Regions from separate parts of the Homo sapiens genome. Here region 2 is linked to region 1. A link is a contact called in ENCODE Hi-C data. All regions are on one chromosome and are shown on one strand. Each heading gives the region's core, a stretch centred on a gene start or an enhancer-like site at or near the end of the contact. The rest is flanking DNA. Distances are from core to core; before and after follow the strand shown. Region 1 overlaps LINC02058 (long intergenic non-protein coding RNA 2058). Region 2 holds the start of ARB2A (ARB2 cotranscriptional regulator A).

Region 1 (6,757 bases), core at 3,840-6,339:
CAAAAAAGCGTAATAACTGTCTTGAAACATGTCCTGAATACAACTATAATAAGATGTCTTAATTATAACTTACTTTTAAGAATTATTTGAACTTCATTTTTAGGTTAAATAATAAAAATTTGTTAAAGATTTTAACAATATTGAATTACATATATTGTCTAACTCAATAATGTTGACCAAACTCTCAATGAGAGAGTTTTAAAAATCATGTGGCAAACCCTTTAGCAGAAGTGTTTCTGTATTATATTTGTTAACTAGAAAAAGATGCTACTTTACTATTAATTTAGAGAACAAATGCAAAAGATATAAAGTAAATTTAGGCACAATGCAAAATGTTGAGGGGTTTTAAATCTTAGGAGTAGTCTTGTGGGAAATAATTGTTTAGGTCTTGAAAATTTAAACCTTCTACACATTTTGCTAAAACATGATATGTCCAATATCTCTACTCTTTCCTCAAACATGAATAGCTTCGTAAAAAGGTGTTCATTCACTTAAGGACATCCGTGAGTTTCCTTAAATACGGAAAAGGCAAAAAACATGAAAGATGAGAATGAACTCCAGTGTAAATACAGATAAATATGGCGACAGCTGTTGCTGAATAGTTACAGAATTAGCTTGAGAAATGAAACCTCTGTAGTTCACACACAGGCACACACATACACACACACACACTTTGGATTTATTTATGAAACAGCATCTTCTAAACACAGAACCTTGCATTGCAGAAAAGGCAATTAAATAGAACAGCATGAGGTTGTCAATCACTTCAACAACTAACAAAAGCATTGACTATCAAAGCAAATAATGTTAATGTGCAAAAAGGTACCTTGCTATCAAAGCAAATAATGTAAACATGCAAAGGCAAAGAATTCTCTGTATCAAATGTCACCATTTTAATGTTCACCATTTTTGTGACTGTTTTTGCATATGCATGATACTATATCAGTAATTCTGAAATTTGATATAGAATTGGCCATTATCATTTCTTAGAGGATTTGGTCATCCTGTGATGCTTTTGTAAGAGGTGGGGACTTTCTTTTTCCTTCTTTTCTTTCTTTTTTGTGTTGTTGCTAGTGTTATACAAATAAATGGACAGTCACAGCTTATCATCATTTAAGATGCATGTGCATGCTGCAGTTTACTGAAACATGATTGGTTGCTACATAAATCAATCTGATAGAGATCGGTTCCATGAAGAAGAGATAAATCATTAGCCAGAGCTTTTAGAATGTAATTCATTTTAGATAGTGATTATTGATGATTTAATTTTAGCAGTACATGTACAAGTCTAGACCATGATTTTATATAAAATGTTAACACAGAAGAATGTATTCATCTTAAAAGTGAGTATAAAGAAACCAATTAGAAATTTACATGCAAAACATGTTAATGAAGTGGCAGAGTTGTGAAGTCCACAAAGTTCTATTTATTAAACAAGTTAGAATGTTAGCATAGTCCTCGGGAAATTTTTAAGAAATATTTCCTTAAGACTCAGTGGTACAAAGAAGTGTCCTCAAACTTCATTTGACTTACCACACTCAGATGACTGAAGCTCAGGAATATTTTAGATATACATCTTATGCACCTTGGCCTCTAAAAACAATAGTTCTTCATGCCCTTAGACCCAGCACTTCTATTCATTTCAATTGAACAGCATTTAGTAGGAGTCCACCTGAGCCAAGATCCTGTGCTTTGAGATGCACTTTTTGTTTTCTGTCATGTAGATAAGCAGGAAAGAAGGTATGTGTATTCAATGGTACTAACATCAATAACTCCAGGAGGCACTGGTATGAGACTGGCCAAGTCATACTGAGAGGTGAACTAGATGGGCAGTGCCCAGGGCTGCTGTCTTTAAGGGTACTAGGACATTATTAGAAAATTAACAGGATGGAAGAATTATATTTATCAGAAAAATTCCAAGGAACATAATATATGTACACTTTTGAGTGACATACTTTGAAAAGCCACTCGGAGTGAGGATGAACTGGTCAAATAACAGTAGCTGGTCAACAACATATTTTCCCAGAAATGTCTTCAGTTTACTGAGTGAGGTATTTGAGTTCTAGGTCAGAGGTGAAAGCTGCTTCCAATGGGACTCTTCTTTCTTAATCTTTCCCTCATGAAGTCCTGCTCTGAATAAATGGGAACAAATATTTTAACTATACTGGTTTGCAGAGAAACCAAATTATTGCCCTGTCCGAGTGCCTACATGTTTAAGTCCCTGCAGATCAGGGGAGGTAAAAGCACAATGACAGACTTCAGAGAAACGTTTTATGTCATGTCTCTCATCTTTACCCCAGGCTAACTCAGAGTTAACCTTCCCGGGTTTTTCTAATCAACCCCTAGTCTTTACAAAGAAAATTCCATTCCACCAAGAAGACATAATATGTTAAAAATCTGAGTTTCTGATCACTTTTGCAGTTTTCTTTTCCATCTCATGACTCTCCGTACACAGTCACTCGCTTTTCCCCCAAAAGTGTTGCTATCCTCAGTCTACACTGGCTAAGGCTAGAACTAGGGGACTCATCAGCCTGCAGGCTCCAGTTCTTGCCTTATCCCTTTATACTTGCAGCTTTGATATTCGCATATTGCCTTTGATTCTGAGTGATCTCAAGATGCCAGGACCTCTCCTTAAATCACACTGGGTGCTTCATTTTAGATACGAACTTACCAGTGAAACAGGGTACCCAGGTGGTCACCAAAATTTGTTTGAAAATTAACTACTGGAAGAAAGGAACATCCTGTCCTTTAAACTGCACAGCTTTTCCTCCCATCTTGATCAAAATAAGATAAAGCAAATATTTTATTTTGAATGAGAAATTTTGATATATTGGTGAGATAAACTCCCATATATGATAATACAAATAATCGTATTCTTTGCAGATCACATCATGTTTTCTTTCAAGAAAATAAAGTTTCCCCCTGTGGAGGTCACAAAGAATTTGAGGGTCTTAATTCTAGATGAGACAGAAGCAGGCTAGCCAGTATAATGTGAAGTAAGAAGGGTGTGTGTGTGTGTGTGTGTGTGTGTGTGTGTGTATAAAGGAGAGAGACGTTTAGGAGGAAGCTTCTGGAGGTGTGCACACTTGGGGAAGTCATATAAATCTAGTGTTTTATTCTATATTTATTTTCTTTCTTTTTTTTTCTTATTATTTCTTTCTTACAGTTATCCCTAAGCCTTCAGCAAAATTTTGTTAGATATTTGAACCTGCTATTGACTGTGCTGTGGGGAATAATGAGACAGACTCATGTCCACACTTAGCACAAAATGGCATGAAGGGAGCAGAAATGGCTTGAGGGAAGTCAGACTCAGGCAGCCAGAGGGTGCCGGCGGAGGGTGTGACTGTAGACAGAGACAGATGGCTGGGAGGGGTGAAAGCGACCACCAGCACAGGTTCTGAGACATATAAGCAGTCTCTGGAATTCTCAGAGTTACTAGGGCACGAGAAATTGCTAAAAGACTAAAGTCCCTGAGGGTGGGGGTCTCAGACTATTGTTGTATAGTCATTAAAGGGAAGGGTGACCCCTGGAGGCGAGAGCAGCCTACAGCGCAAGCTGTCTTCAGTCACAAATTCCTTCAAAATGCATTCCTTAGTAAATAATGAAAATGCCCACCCCCTCCCCAAATGCCAGCTAAGCATTTTGAAAATGCATTATTTTATTAGACCATCTTATTGAATTAATGCACAGATACAGCTAAAGGAATAAATGCAGACTTAGCAGTGTTTAGCCTCCCAGGCACCACCTGCTCCTTGATTCTCCTGAGCTAGGGATTCAAGAGCCCCACTCTTCCCGAAGACACTACAAAACATTTGCAATGGCACACTTATACTCTCACCCCTCTCCAAGCCTGTCTACCACCAGAGAGTCTCAGTTTGTTAATGCAGTACATTTTCTGGAGTTAATTTTTTTTTCCCCTTATAGTCTAGTGAATAAGCTTCTTAACAAGATTGGAACATATTACATACTTTGGCTTCCCCATCAAGCCTATTGCAGAGAATTCTGGATGCAGTGGTGAGACTTTCTGAACTGAAACTGCACAGCTAGGAAGTTATATTTTCAGCTTGATCTCAAAGTTTGTAAACTGGTCTGTTCACAGGGATGCAGAGGTGTCCACAGTAGCTCTAGTGAATGTAGAGCTGTACCAGGCCTGGTAGAATATCTTTGAACCTTTGAAAATGCATTAGTCTTTCTCTACTAACATTCTCAATTTCACCAGCTCAGAAACAGATTTTGTATCTTAAGTATAAGTTATGATCCCCAACTGTCTCGCAACTTAAGTTCTGATCAAAAGTAGATTTGTTCTACAGCCTGGCTACGGAAAAGGCCTGCTTCCTCTGTATCCTCATTCAAAACTTAAAATAAATAGTATAATGTCTGTGTATGCAATTTCTAATGGAAGTATTTTCTGAAAGGCAAAACTCAAGAGTTATTTGTTTAGTTTTGATTAAAGTTGTCAAAGGCATTCTACTGAAGTAAAATAAATTATATTTATATAATATTGATTGTTTTAATCTAATAATTTTAATTTTAAAATGTTGGTCAGTGCAGCTGTTTAGGCACCAAATGATCAGGTAGTGATGATTGTCTGAAACTTCAAAAATCAGAGCAAGAAATTGTCATTTATTGTGTTCTGACTTTATGGAAGTCTCAATGAATGCTACAAACTTTTCCAAGTGATGTTTTACAGAATTGCTTTTAAAAACCCCAGAGGGTAAACAGTATTCTCAGAATAAATAGAAAAATGCTGACCTTGTCAGATTTAGCTGCTGAAAGCCAAGCTGTTTTAAGACTTGGAAGATCAAGGGTCACAGTTATAAACAACACAGATAAAAAAAGAAGAAAAAAGAGGAAGAAAGTAAGAAAGCTGGAAGGAAAAATAAAGTATAGTGAGTTACACCATGAATATAAGTAATAAATACATTGACCTTGACAAAAAGGGAATGAGATACTTATGTGGAAATATAAAATAAAAACAAGGCAAAATTTTTTTTAAAAACTCGCAGCCCAAAACTACTTGAAAAAGATGTTTCTTAGAGTATATTTAGAACCGGAAATGAGTCACTTTAATTTCATCTGTTTTTGGTTTCAGAAGGGGAGAAAGGTCAAAGCTTCTTTGTTTTAAGTGAGCTGGTCACTCCTTCTGAAGTGTAAAATGATAGGGGTCAGGAGTCCTAATGAAACAGGCATTTCCCAGACACCCAGAGCTGCAGAAGAGGTCTCCATAGTGGCAGGCCAAGAACTGGGCTTCAAAAAGGTGTTTTAAACAAAGGCAAGGCAGAGCTTGACCCTTTCTTGACTTTCACCATATGGACAACAGGATGTAGAAATTGGCCATTCCTTTCTATATTTTCATAAATTATCACACATTATAGCCCCACAACCAAACCATTATAGTGCCATTCACACCTAGGCCCAAGACACAGAGGTATATTTTTTATATTGCCCTGGTACAGGTGATGTTTTCTGTTAAGCCTAGATGAACTGAAACAATATTAGGAAGAAATTCTCATTGCTGAGAACAAAAGTACGCACTAATAAAAAAAGTGAGTGTTCTTAAACCTACTGGATTCAACATCCTTTGAATGGGAACGTTAAAATATAATACATCCAAAACAGTGTTGGGCTCAAGCTGACTGAAGAGACAGATTTTAAGAAGTGAGCCCTATCTTTACTCTGAGCACGGAAGGCCAAAACAAACTGTCTTCTTCAGCAAGAAAGTAAGAATACATTGCTTTCTATGTCTTCACCAGATTTGTCCAAGGTAAGGAGGTCTGGACTGTGGAGAAGATGGAGTTTGGAAGGATATGCAGCTTATAAATGCAGTTAGACACAGAGGATTTCCATTGCATCTCCAGTTTGTTGGTGGCTGGTTCCTCCTTTGCTGGTCTCTTTTATTCCATCTGGAAGATTCTGTTCATGTACACCTCTGAACTCTAAACTAGTTGTTCCTGACTTTGTCTCTGCAACATTTTTTCAGGCCTGTTGTATTCCTGACCTTGCTTCCTCTGTGCAATATATTTACTCCAGGTCATCTCTACCATGCCTGTCACCATTTTGCTTAATGGTTGGGGTTTGATGTTTTTGACCTTGGGTTGAACCCAGGAATGAATAACTTCTCTATACTGGCTCAGTGGCTGAATTATCAGTGTCTTTCCCTGACAATGTGCATGTTTTCAATGATTAGAAATGCAGCCTCCAAATAAGGAAAAAGGATAATATTTGCATAGGCCGTGCTTAGTTGCAGGTTTTGGAGCCGGAGATGTTCCAGCATAGATGCCTGTTCATAGAAGTGCTCCAAAATTGTATTTAGTGTAATGACACGTCCTCTTTAAAACCCTTTATAACTTTCTTCTTCCCTGGCCTCGTAAGAGGATAGAGAAATGTTTCTCGGCCATTACATGCGACTCTTTACAGGTTATCATATTCATTATGTCATTAGATTTACCACAACCCTGAAAACTTAATAGAGAAATTATTATCTCTAAAAGTTATACCACTAGCAGGTGGCAGGTCTGGAACAAACATCCATGCCCTATTGACTACAATACCAGTACTCTTAGTACCATGCTATGCCTCTCTCTCATATTATTATAAGAATAATAAACCTATAGTTGCAGAGTTGTAGAGCTGTATGAAGCCTTAAATATCATCTAACTTAGCCACATTATTGTTACAAAAGAGCAAATGTGACTGAAGAAGTGGCTTACACAGAATTATTGGCAGAAAACATCATATCTTCTGACTTCAAATCACA
Region 2 (6,043 bases), core at 1,073-3,572, 1.2 Mb before region 1:
GAAGAGAGGTGGGGAGAGAAACTGAAGTTTCTGGCTTCCCTAGAGATGTATAAATTAAAATTATAAACTAACTTGTACAGTTTAGATGACTATGGTTAAAATGAGGGGACATTTTTGTACTATATTGTGTAGTCATCATTGTAATGGTTTCTGCTAAGCTACACATGGGCTGTTGTAATTCTAACAAAACATCTAAGCCCACATACAATTTTTGTTGCTTTCCCTCCTTTCTCCTCACAGATTTGCAGAAGATATTTTTGTGGTCAGCTGAGGCAGGAGTTTACCATTTAGGGTAGAGTAAGGAGAGAAAAGGACTCACTCTGTTTCAGCACATAACCTCTTCATTCTTGATTTTGACATCTTAGGCAGGATTGGACTTGAAAGGATATTTACTCTTTGGCTGTTGTCATACAGCTATTAGTTTCTTTTGCTGAAAAACAAATCACTCCAAAATTTACTGGCTTAAAGTAACAAGAATCATTTTCATTATCTCTAATTGTTTCTGTGGGTCAGGAATTCAGAACTGGGCACAGTGGGGATGGCTCGTCTCTGCTTTATGAAATTTTGGACCCCAGCTGACTCAATGACAGGAACAATCTGAAGGCTCATTCATTCCCATGTAAGTCCAGCTGGAATTGCAGGCTGAAGCACCCATATGTTTGTTCAATAGTTTACTACTGAACAAAGTACATTCCCCTAACCCTTGAGTGGGCCTCTATCCTGGAAATATTGAAAGGTCATGTCACTCATCTTTTGACCAATCTCCATATTTTATGTAAACATTGGTATATTCTCTTAATGGAATGTTACTTTTTTATTCAATTTTCACTAGTTTTCTCACTTACGTTCTATTTCTATTTCAGGATCCAACATTAAAGTTGGTCTCTTTAGGCTCCTCTTGGCTCAGACAGTTTCTCAGACTTTCCTTGTTTTTCATGACTTTAACTGTTTGGAGTAGTACTGGTCAGGTATTTTGTCTGATGTTTTTCTCATGGTTAAACTGGGATTATACATTTTTGGGAGCCTTATCTTTTTAATATAATCTGTCACTGTTGCAAAAGTCCACCAAAATAAAAATGTTTCCCTCCTCTGTTCAACAATCCTTCAGCTTCCCCAATTGTCTGCAGCAGAAAATCAAATTACTCAGCATGACATAGAAAGCTTTTCAGAATCTGGCTGTTGCCTTCCTCTTCAGTATAAAGTGTCACTCTACAAACCATTTGAGTTCTTTCCGGAAATGAAGCCCTAACAGTCTTGCAATGCCCGAGATTCATTCAGGTACTCAGTTCTGGCTAACTCCAGTGGATTCTCTCACCTTTTACTGCTCCTTATCTCCCGCCACTTACTTACACCACTTTCTTCTTGTCCTATACACTTTTCTAGATTTCCCCAATCTATTATTTACCACTGTGATCATTCAGTCATTCAATAAGTATTTATTGTCTACTTTGTGGACAGGCACTGTTGTATGGTTGAGGATACATTAAAAAGACAAGATTATGTCACTACCATCAGTGAGTTTACATTTTAGGGGGCAGGGTACATTTGCAAAGTACAAACAGTGTGGAAGTGAAGTATACCTTAGAGAGTCTGAGATCTCCTCTCTGAAGAACATAACTGTTGGTTTACTTGTCAGCCACCAGACTTTCCTTCTCTTTAGCTGCCTCAGAGGAGAGGGTATCTAACTCAGCTTTGTTACCCCAGCGTCTAGTTTAGCCTAATTCATTAAATTAACAGTTTTGGACTAAATAAATGCTCTGAGAGTACTATCTAAAAATTAAAAATCAGTTGCTTCCATCCCTTTCCCCAGATTTATCCTTGAAATACCTTTCAAACCTGTTTCTGGAAAAAACATTAATATCCGTAAGATTCCCATTTGAGTCAAGTATGATAACGAGAAAACTTTTGTCATTAGGATGCTAATATTAACTTCCTATTTTACATGTCCTAATTCAAAGGTAAATTTAATCTTCCGAATCTAGACCTCCCGGTTTTTCTGGAGTTGAATGGACAGGGTAAAGTCTGACACACTCTGAGTAGCGGAGTGGGGAACTGGCTGTAAGGACATCCTTAGAATAGTTAAAATTCCGCTGGGAAAACGAGGCTTTAGAGTGGCCTCGTCCTCTACGGCTACCCAGGCAGCCTTCACAAGGAAGGGCGACCAGAGTCCGCCAGTGCATAAGAGAACTACACTTAATTCACGCGGGCCTCTTTCTCCAGTCCACCTAATACCACAGGAACCTACCCAGGGCCCGCGCCCCGCCCGTTTCCGGGTTGTCGCCGCCGCTGCCGTCAAGTGCGTAATGACGTATCAATCTCCTGAAGACCCCGGAAGTGCAACTCGAACTTGGTCGGGGCGCGGATCCCGAGAGGGAAAGTCATAACAACCGCACGAGGGAGTTCGACTGGCGAACTGGAAGGCCACGCCTCCTCCCGCCTGCCCCCTCAGCCCTGTGGCTGGGGGCAGAGCTCAGGTAGGACTGCCGTTTGCGGGGATGTGAGCTCCGGGGGCAGGCCCGGGTCGAAATCAGGAGGGGGCTGGCCTGGGTCGGTCTCAGGCGGTGGTCGCTGGCCCTGGGGACCGAGGCTGTCTGGAACCACGCTGCATTCCCTGCGGACACCTCTGACTTGTGTCTGGGCCTCCGCTGATGGGCAGGTCCCATGTTCCATTTCCACTCTCTAGGCGGGAGCGACGTGTGTGTTCCCTGGATGACTTTCCTTATGTCGGGGCGTACGGGATTCTGGGAGTCCCTGGAGACAGAGTAATGGGCCCTCCTCCGCTTTCTTGCGAGTGGAGGTATTGTGGTTGTTGTATTAATTTTTTTTTCTACAAAAAGTATTATTAACTGCCAGCGCTTTACCAGAAGTCATTCACTGCAGAGGGATTAAAGTGCAGTTATAAAATGCTCTCAAAACTTGTAACATGCATGGGCGCGGGTGGGACGTTTCTCTGGGATGCAGTATGAATTAAGTGTTGAATACTTTTGACTTTGAAATAAAGTAAGTATGTTTTGGAAGCAGTCTTCTCTTTCCCTCATCCAGGTGTTTAACATATTCTTATAGTGCTCCAGGGTCTATATCTGTTGGGCCAAGAAACTCGTTGTGTTTGGATATACTGTATTTAATGACATGCAATGTTGTTGCATTTGTCCATTTCTCCCAAATCCTCAAAAAAGCTGTAGAGGGAAAAATTCTCTGGTTTTTATCTACAAGTGCATTGTATATTTATCAAAATATCAGTGCGATTTTTTAATGTAGTACATGACATCGTTTGCATTAACGCATGCCATATACTGCATAACAAATATCTCATTGATAAGGTGTATTCTTTATCCTACAATGCGAGGGACGGTTACACTGTATACATTTAGCGAATGTAGAAACTGAGTAAGAGAGTATTTTTGGATCTGCTTCGTTAAGGCCTCAGTGACAGTGCTGGTACCAGGCTTCTTTCAGAATTTTCAACTAGGCCTTACTTCCACTTAACCAGTGAATCCTACGCTGAAAAGTTAAGGATGCTCTGGATGCTTTCAGGCTATGGCTGCTCCATATGGTAGAATAAATAGTACCAAGGCCAAGAGGGAAATATTATCTATGAAACCATGAGCATCCACTTGTTTATCCATTTAGCAAGTATTTACTGGCAACCTTCAGTGTGCCGGATAGTGTTCAGGTGATGGGAAGACAGCAGTAAACAAAATAGAAAGTCCTTTTGCTCCTGGAACTTACATTCTAGTGGATGGAGACGTATAATTAACAAGTAAATATATAACAAGTAGTGATTAAGAGGTATAGAGAAAGGCAGGGCGCGGTGGCTCACGCCTGTAATCCTAGCATTTTGGGAGGCCGAGGCGGACGGATTGCCTGATCCCTGGAGTTTGAGACCAGCCTGGGCAACACGGTGAACCCCGTCTCTACTAAAATACAAAAAAATTAGCTGGGTGTGGTGGCGTGCGCCTGTATTCCCAGCTACTCTGGAGGCTGAGGCAGGAGAATTGCTTGAACCGGGAAGGCGGAGGTTGCAGTGAGCCGACATCATGCCACTGCACTCCAGCCTGGGTGACAGATCGAGACTCCGTCTCCAGAAAAAAAAAAAAAAAAAAAAAGAGGTATAGAGAAAAATAAATTAAGGGGAGAGAGAATGATAGAGGATGCTATTTTAGATAGGGTGGTAAGCTCACCCTCTCTGATAAGGGAACACTTGAGTGGAGATCTGAATGAAATGAGGGAGTGAGCTCCGCAAGTATGGAGGAATGAGTTGGCCTAGTACAAAGGCACTGAGACAGGAGCGTGTTTGATATATTTGGAATAGCAAGGATGTAGGCATGGAGGTAGCAGTACTTAACAATCTCAAGAATGAATATTTATTCCTTGATTTGGTGGCATGAGGGATTTTATTTATTTACAGTTTATTTTTTTCAGCTTTCCCAGACAAACCTCTGAGGAGAATCTGGTGTCTGTAGATATGTAGAGATGTTTCTGTGCTCTTCATTGAGCTCTAACAAAAGTAAGCACTATTTACTCAGTTGTATACAACTTGTACTGTCTCTGTTTTTAGAGTCAGATTGGGTTTGCACAGTAGTCATTGGTAACTAAGTATGGAGTATGTCCCTGTACTATGCCAACTTTATTTTTCACTCAGAAGTTTTTCATCATCCCCAACTGAAACTTCATACCTATTAAACACTCACACCTCGTTTTCTGTTACCTTCAGCCCCTGACAACTGCCAATTTACTTTCTGCCTCTATGAATTTGACTACTCTAGGTACCTCATATAAGTGGAATCATGCACTATTTGACCTTTTGTGACTGGCTTATTTCACTTAGTATAATGTCTCCAACGTTCGTCCATGTTGTAGCGTGTGTCAGAATGTTCTTTTTAAGGTGAAATACAATTATCCATTGTGTGCATATGCTGTTAATACATTTTGTTTATCCATTCATTCATCCATGGATGCTTGGGTTGTTTCCATCCTTTGGTTATTGTGAATAATGCTGCTATGAACATGAGAGTGCAAATATCTGTTCAACTCTCTGCTTTCATTTCTTTTCGATATCTCTCCAGAAGGGAAATTGCTAGATCACATGGAAATTTTATATGTATATATATCTATATGTATACTTTTTTTCGAGGAATTGACACACTCTTTTCCACAGCAGCCACCTCATTTTACATTCCCACCAGCAATGCAAAGGAGTCCAATTTCTCCACATCCTCACCAACATTTTGCCACATCCTCACCATTTCTCCACATCCTTGCCAAACACATTTTTTGTTTTTTTGATAATAGCGATCCTGATGGGTGTAAAGTAGTATCTCTCTGTGGTTTTAATTTGCACTTCCCTAATGATTGGTGATGTTAAGCATCTTTTCATGTCCTTTTTGACCACTGGTATATATTTTTGGAGTTCTATGAATTTATTTTAAGATATGATTTAATAAAAATTTTTGGAGATTTATTTGGTGGAGTTTTTAAGGGTTAAGAAGGCAGCCACCATGACTTTTATTGCATTTTAACTCTTTAATCCTGTAATTGTAAAAACTCTCAACTTGTCTGTTGACCAGGTATCTGTAGTAACTCCAAACTTAGAAATTAAAAAAAAAAATACACCATCTTCTATAATAATAAATGAACCTTTTGGTTCAAATTGCCATGAAAACAGTTCAGAAAGCCAAAGACTATCCTGGCCTGTTTTGATTTTTTTTTCTTTTTAATTAGAAGAAAAGGAGTATATTAAATGGCTGACTGTGCCTGTGTAGTAGATGTCGTTTGTTTTGTAGCTGAGAAGAGCGGGGACCAGAAGAGCCAAACAGGATGAAGAAACAGAAAAGACGTGTTCTGGTTCTTGCTGAGAAGAGCAGGTACCAGAAGAGCCAAAAAATGATGAAGAAACAGAAAAGATGTGTTAGATATCAGTGTAGCAGTTTGATTTCACTAGATGGAGAGTGGCAAAGATCAGTAATAGTGATGGATCATGAGCCCCAGAACTGACAGCAGAGGAGAGGGGACCCAGAATCAAAGTGAAAAAAAGTAATATAGA

What was found. A loop is a pair of places that touch in the nucleus more often than their neighbours do. Pooled maps may share reads with other maps.
Region 2: a loop to region 1 is called in a pooled map, with 6 times the contacts of the local background. The contact joins the promoter of ARB2A here to the enhancer-like site in region 1. A Hi-C loop is called at or near these places in 2 of 37 single-sample maps with no recorded cell type and 2 of 50 pooled maps.

What each region holds. Positions count from the first base shown.
Region 1 is chr5:92,906,465-92,913,221 of GRCh38, reverse strand. LINC02058 (long intergenic non-protein coding RNA 2058) reads left to right here. Exons shown (of 3, transcript XR_001742811.3): 3 at 1-1,106. Among named protein-coding and RNA genes, the nearest start is that of LINC02058, 30 kb to the left of the region's middle. Within about 2 kb of position 5,089, at least 2 of the 41 ENCODE cell types and tissues checked have a DNase peak (open chromatin) inside an H3K27ac peak, as active enhancers do.
Region 2 is chr5:94,107,942-94,113,984 of GRCh38, reverse strand. It overlaps ARB2A (ARB2 cotranscriptional regulator A), which reads left to right and starts at 2,322. Exons shown (of 11, transcript NM_032042.6): 1 at 2,322-2,474. It overlaps LOC105379087 (a long non-coding RNA gene), which reads right to left and starts at 2,283. Exons shown (of 7, transcript XR_001742441.2): 1 at 2,246-2,283; 2 at 1,581-1,660; 3 at 320-430.